2 separate regions of the Homo sapiens genome follow, and region 1 is linked to region 2. Evidence: chromatin contacts called from ENCODE Hi-C or POLR2A ChIA-PET data. All regions are on one chromosome and are shown on one strand. The core of a region is the stretch at or near the end of the contact, and the rest is flanking DNA. Distances in the headings are between cores, read along the strand shown.

Region 1 (2,700 bases), core at 43-2,542, 670 kb before region 2:
GCCCTTAACTCGAAGACCCCGGGACCACAGGGGCCACCACGCAGCTGAGCTCTGCACAGCCCGGGCTGTTCCCGCGCCCGGGAGGCGTCTGGGGAGGAGGCTGGACGGCCAGACAATGCAAAGCTCCCCGGTGGCCGCGAACTCAGCCTGGGGCGGGGGAGGCGGGGGCGGGAGACGGAGCCGTGAGCGCCCTTCTCGGCCACAGCCACGGCCACGGTCACCGGCCGCCTCTCCTGACCTCGGCCTCGGCCCCCAGGTCCCCGGTCCCCGGGGAAGGGGCTCCGGGAAGGCAGGTTTCTCCCGGAAAGAAAGGAAACGCGCTGGTTTGGGCGCCACGGGCGGGGGGCGTGCGCCCTCCCCTCCCCTCCCCTCCCCACTGTGGGAATCCGCGGGGGTCGGCGGCGGAGGCAGGAAGGGCCTGGCGCCTCTGCTCGCGGGTGAAGGGGTCGCGGAACCGGGATCCCCGAGCGCAGCCGCCCCCACCCGAGGCTCCCAGCGTGTGCGGACGGAGGGGCTCGAGCCGGGATCCCGGGGGCCGAGGGGGGTCCAACTTTCCAGGGCGGGCGCAGCGCAGCACTCGAACCAAAGAGGGGTCCTGGGATGAGGGTGCGGGCACAGCGCGGAAGGGGGGGGGGCAGAGGCGGGGACGGCGGGGTGGGGGGCGGGGAGAGGACAGTGGGTCGGGGGGCGGGGGACTGGGGGCAGGGGTCGGGGGGTGGAGGGCGGGCAGGGGGACAACGGGGTTGGCGGAGGGCAGGGGTAACGGGCGTGGGGGGCGGGCAGGGGTAACGGGCGTGGGGGGCGGGCAGGGGCCGGCGAGGCCCGCGCCGCTCACCTTCCTGTGCTTCTCCTTGTAGGGCAGCGCCAGCCACGGCATGTCCCGCACGAAGTCCTGCCACTGCCGCTGGTCCTGGTCCGAGGACACGAAGACGATCTCCAGGCGCCGCCGCGGCTCGGGCTCCGCCGCCGCCCCGGCCCCCGCTCCCGGCCCCGGCCCGGCCGCCGCGTCCCCCCGCAGGCGCCCGTAGAAGGCGGCCAGGCTGGCGCTGAGCTGCGCGCAGGGGGCGCTGAGGCTGCAGCCGAAGTAGAGACCCAGCAGCGAGATGCCGCGGGCGCCCAGCGAGTGCACGTCCACCTCCTCGCCGCCGCCCGTCACCAGCTTCTCGCCGAGCAGCTCCTCCAGGAAGCCCGACATCCTGGCCCACCGCAGGGCGGGCAGGCGGCTGCGACCCCGCTCCACGGTCCGCGCGGCGGGAGGAGGCGGCGGCGTCGGCGGCAGGCGCTGGGGAGAGCAGAGCCCGGCCCAGTAGGGCCGCCCACGCCACGCCCCCTCCGCCTGCCCGCGCCACGCCCCTTCCCCCGCCCTGCCACGCCCCCTCCGCGGCCCGCGCCACGCCCCTTCGGCTGCCCTCGCCACGCCCCTCCGCCCGCCCTCGCCACGCCCCCTCCGCCCTCGCCACGCCCCGTTTGCGGCCGGCGGTGGCCAGAGCTCTCCGCCCAGGCGGGGTCCGCAGCTGCCGGCCGCGGTGCGCGGGGTGACTGCTTGGGCGAGAAGCCGGACCCGAAACGCCGCACTCTCCCTGGAAAGCCCACGGCCGAAGTGAAGAAAGGAGAAGGGCCCGCTGAGCCGGCGCTTTCCCGGGCTGCAGCCCGGCCCGCATTTTCTCTCCTCCCCAGTTCTAAATTCCCTCCAGACCTCCAGGGATCCCGCCCCCTCCCCGCGGAGCTCTTCACCCTCTTCCTGTTCCTCCCCGGCCTTTCCCTCCTCCTCTCCCTGCACGAAGCCTGACCCTTAGGCCGCTCCGGGCCCCACTGACCCTGAGATGCTTATAGGACCCGCCGTCCTCACTGCATCAGGCCGGGCCTGGCTGGACACTGACTCCTCTGTGTGTTCCAAGCTGTTCTAAGGGGGCCGAGGACGCCCTCGCAGCTTCTGGTGGGGTCTGGTTAGGGTGCCAGGTCTCAGTGTGGGATTTCCGTCCAGGGGTCGCCGGGGCCTCTCCCCCCAGCGAATCTGTCTTCCAGCCCCACAAATGGATGCAAAGGACGCCGCGGGGCCTCCAGACCAATGCTGGCCGCGCTCCTGAATCCGCTCCATCCTCATGTCAAGTCTATGGATAGTTGAGAACATTTCTAGAGATTTTTTTTTTCCTACCAGCTGGCAGGATGCTCCCCAATGCTTAGGGAGAAGCTGGATTAAACAGGTGGTCTGGGCCGGGCGCGGTGGCTCACGCCTGAATTCCCAGCACTTTGGGAGGCCGAGGTGGGTGGATCACAAGGTCAGGAGTTCGAGACCAGCCTGGCCAATATGGTGACACCCCCCCCCCGCCTCTACTAAAAATACAAAAATTAGCGGGGTGTAGTGGCAGGCACCTGTAATCCGAGCAACTCAGGAGGCTGAGGTAGGAGAATGGCGTGAAGCCGGGAGACGGAGGCTGCAGTGAGCCGAGATCGCTCCATTGCACTCCAGCCTGGGCAACAGAGCAAGACTCCGTCTCAAAAAAAACAAAAAAACAGGTGGTCCGTGGCGAGTACTCTGGCCACGCAGCGCCTCCCCCCAACCCAACCCACTGGTGCACGAAGCAGGTGCAGATCCGGGCCCAGCCACAGTAACAGGCCGCCGGTGTGGATCAGCTACTGACGACTCAGCGAAAGCAAAAAAATAAAAGCTGAAAACCCGCCCCTCTCAGAGCTTCCACC
Region 2 (2,700 bases), core at 201-2,700:
AGGATCTGCTCAAACTCCTCCCGACTGAAGCGGCACTGCCCTGCCTCCGAGGGGCGCCCGAGCTGCTGCGCGGCCTCCGCCTTTGGAAGGACAGGCACAGTCAGAGGGTCGCCTCGGCTGGCGTTCCCCCGCCCCAGGGCCATCATGGGAATGCTAGAGGAAGTGACGGGCCGGGAGACTTGGGGGACAAGGGTGCCCTAACAGATAACAGAGCAGTGCTCCAGCTGAGAGCGGGGGCCGAGGCCGGCCGGGGGCGCAGATCTGTCTGCCACCTCCCCGCTTCCTGGCCGACCTGCTGTGCAGCATGCAAACCTTGCTTGAGTGCCCACCGAGGGCTGGACGCTGCGTCCTGGGCTGGGTCCTTGCCCTCATACGGCACTCACCGGGTCCTCAGGGTTCCCTGGGGCGCCTGCGCCGGCGGTCGCCCATTCGGGCTCCTGTCCGTGCTGGTGCCCGGGCCGCCCGGCCTGCCCCCGCGCTCGCTCTTTAGCCTGCGGAGTCGCGGCTTCGCCAGGCTGCTGGCGCTCCCTCTCGCGGTCCTGCGCGGCGCGCAGCTGGGTCTGCATGGCCGCCAGCTTGTGCCGCAGCTCAGCGTTCACCAGCAGGAGGCGCTGCAGCTGCTCCTGCAACTGGGAGCGGAGCAAAGGGTGGGGTGGGCGGGGCACCGAGGGCCCCCCGGAGCCCCGCCCAGCGCCTGCCTCGCTCCGCCCCCGCCCCCGGAGCCCCGCCCAGCGCCTGCCACGCTCCGCCCCCGCCCCGCCCCAGAGCCCCGCCCCGCCCTCACCGCCTCGGTCTCCTGGCCGCGCTGCCGCAGGTCGCGGTTGTGCGCCCGGAGTTCGTCCCGCTGTCGGTCCGTGACCTCCTTGAGCTGCCGCAGCAGCGCGCGCTCCTCTGAGGAAGGGGCGTTCTTAGCGGCGGCGGCGCGCGGCCCGCGGGAGGGAGGGGAGGACCCGAGCAGGTCGTCACCCGCCCTGCCCTGGCCGGGGCTGCGCTTACCCTGTGGCCCCGCGCGCAGCTCCCTGCGGAGGCGCTCGTTCTCCTCCCGCAGCCGCCGCAGCTCCTGCTCCGCCGGCTGCGCCGACACCTGCAGCTGGGGAGACCCGGGTCTCAGGCTTCGGCCCTGCCGGCCCCGTGGGTGGCGAAGGGAGGGCCATGACTCACCGAGTCCGGGGCGGGCCCCACGGCAGCCTGTTCCAAGAGCTCCAGCGCCCGCACCACTAGCGGCACCAGCCCGGCCGCCGCCTCCGGCCCGAAACGGCGCGCCAGATCCTGCAGCTCAGTGCCCAGGGCCCCGGCTAGATGGTACACAAGCTCCGCGGCCGATGCCGACCCCGCGGCCTCCCGAGACCCCCAGCCAGGCACCCCGGGCGCCGCCCTCCTGGGCTCCATGTCTCCCAGAGGCTTAGGGCTGCGACCCCCCCACCCCACCCTCCACTGGGACGGGGAAAAGCGAAACAGTTCCGCCCCAGGAAGCCGTTTAGGGCGGTGTGGGCGGGGTAGAAGCGATAAGGGTAGGGAGGAACGAGGAAGGGAGAAGGCGTGGGGTAGGGAGATAGTGCCCTAGGTCGCCTGGGCTCTGTCCTTTCCACCCCCAAGGTCACAGGAAACAAGACAGCCAACTTCCAGCCAGGCGTCCAAGAGCTGAGGTTCAGGGCTGCAAGTGGTCACTTGAGTGGAGCCCTCCCCACAGGCCCAATCCAGGCTCCGCCCGTTTGGAGTCATGGGGCCAACTTGGCAGTGGCCCGCTCCAGGCGAGAGGTGACAGGTAGGCAGCCGGTCTCTGGCCTCCGCCCGGCTGTACACAAACTGCCTGCCTGTGTGCTTGTTTTCCTGACCAGGACTGACACAGAAAGCTTAAAGGGCTGGGCTGGACACCGCAGCCGCTCAGCACAAGCCACAGAGTTCCTAGACCCGGGAAAGGGCAACTGCTCCCAAAACTGTGGAAAGGAGGCGAGAGCTTCCAAGTAGTTTTGTGGAAAAAGCAGCAAATGTGGTCAAGGCAGCGGAGTGTGAAAGCCCAGCCCTGCCTCAGGTCTCCACTGAGTCCAGGGGCTATCTACCCCAAAGCCCTGAATAGGAAGGGGGCCTCATACTCCCCCCTTCACAGCCGAGCCCAGCATCTTGCTGTGAACCGCTCCAGTCCAGCCTCCTGTTAGACCTAAATCCAGAATTTGAGTTTGGGGGGGAAAAAAAAAACAAACCAGCCCCTGAACTCCTATTTATACAAAATTTATTATTATATTTTATTCAGGATGACAAGCCATCAGGAGGTCAACAACACAAGCACAGACAGAGGGAAAGAGGCCAAACTGCTGAATGTCAGCGGCCTGTCTGGAGGGGCTGAGGCTTCGGCCTCGGGAGGCTGAAGCAGGAGGCAGGGAAACGGTCAGGCATACAGGTCCTCCCGATCCGCAGAGTAAACCTCCCCCTCCTGCAGGAGAGCAAAGTTGAGGAAGTGAGAGGGCCTGTGCACCTCGTGGTAGAACTCTTTGGGGTTCGCCAGCTGTAGCTCATATTTCATGTTGGGGTCATGCCGAACACCTTCGGGGAGAAGGAAACAGCCAATGTTAACAGGGCTCCTGCCTCATGCAGCCTGCGCCACCTCCAAGCCAGCCAGGCCCCAAGTGCAAAGGGCGATGGCCTCACCTTATCCCTACTGCTATCCCCACATCCCCAGGCTCCTCCCACTTACCCATGAAG

What was found. Hi-C counts contacts between places; a loop is a spot of excess contacts on that map. ChIA-PET counts read pairs that join two places held with the same protein, here RNA polymerase II (POLR2A). Pooled maps may share reads with other maps.
Region 1: a pooled map shows a loop between it and region 2 (7-fold over the local background). The contact joins the promoter of NXN here to the promoter of RILP in region 2. A Hi-C loop is called at or near these places in 2 of 50 pooled maps. POLR2A ChIA-PET finds 5 or more read pairs at or near these places in 2 of 52 experiments (GM10248 and PC-9).

The regions. Positions count from the first base shown.
Region 1 is chr17:978,484-981,183 of GRCh38, forward strand. NXN (nucleoredoxin) reads right to left here and starts at 1,293. Exons shown (of 8, transcript NM_022463.5): 1 at 836-1,293. The coding sequence starts at 1,195. RefSeq lists enhancers at 206-1,141, 2,566-2,700.
Region 2 is chr17:1,648,416-1,651,115 of GRCh38, forward strand. RILP (Rab interacting lysosomal protein) reads right to left here and starts at 1,451. Exons shown (of 8, transcript NM_031430.3): 1 at 1,162-1,451; 2 at 997-1,090; 3 at 785-891; 4 at 384-629; 5 at 1-80. The coding sequence starts at 1,389. It overlaps PRPF8 (pre-mRNA processing factor 8), which reads right to left. Exons shown (of 43, transcript NM_006445.4): 42 at 2,693-2,700; 43 at 2,214-2,541. The coding sequence ends at 2,387. RefSeq lists a silencer at 760-1,054 and an enhancer at 2,688-2,700.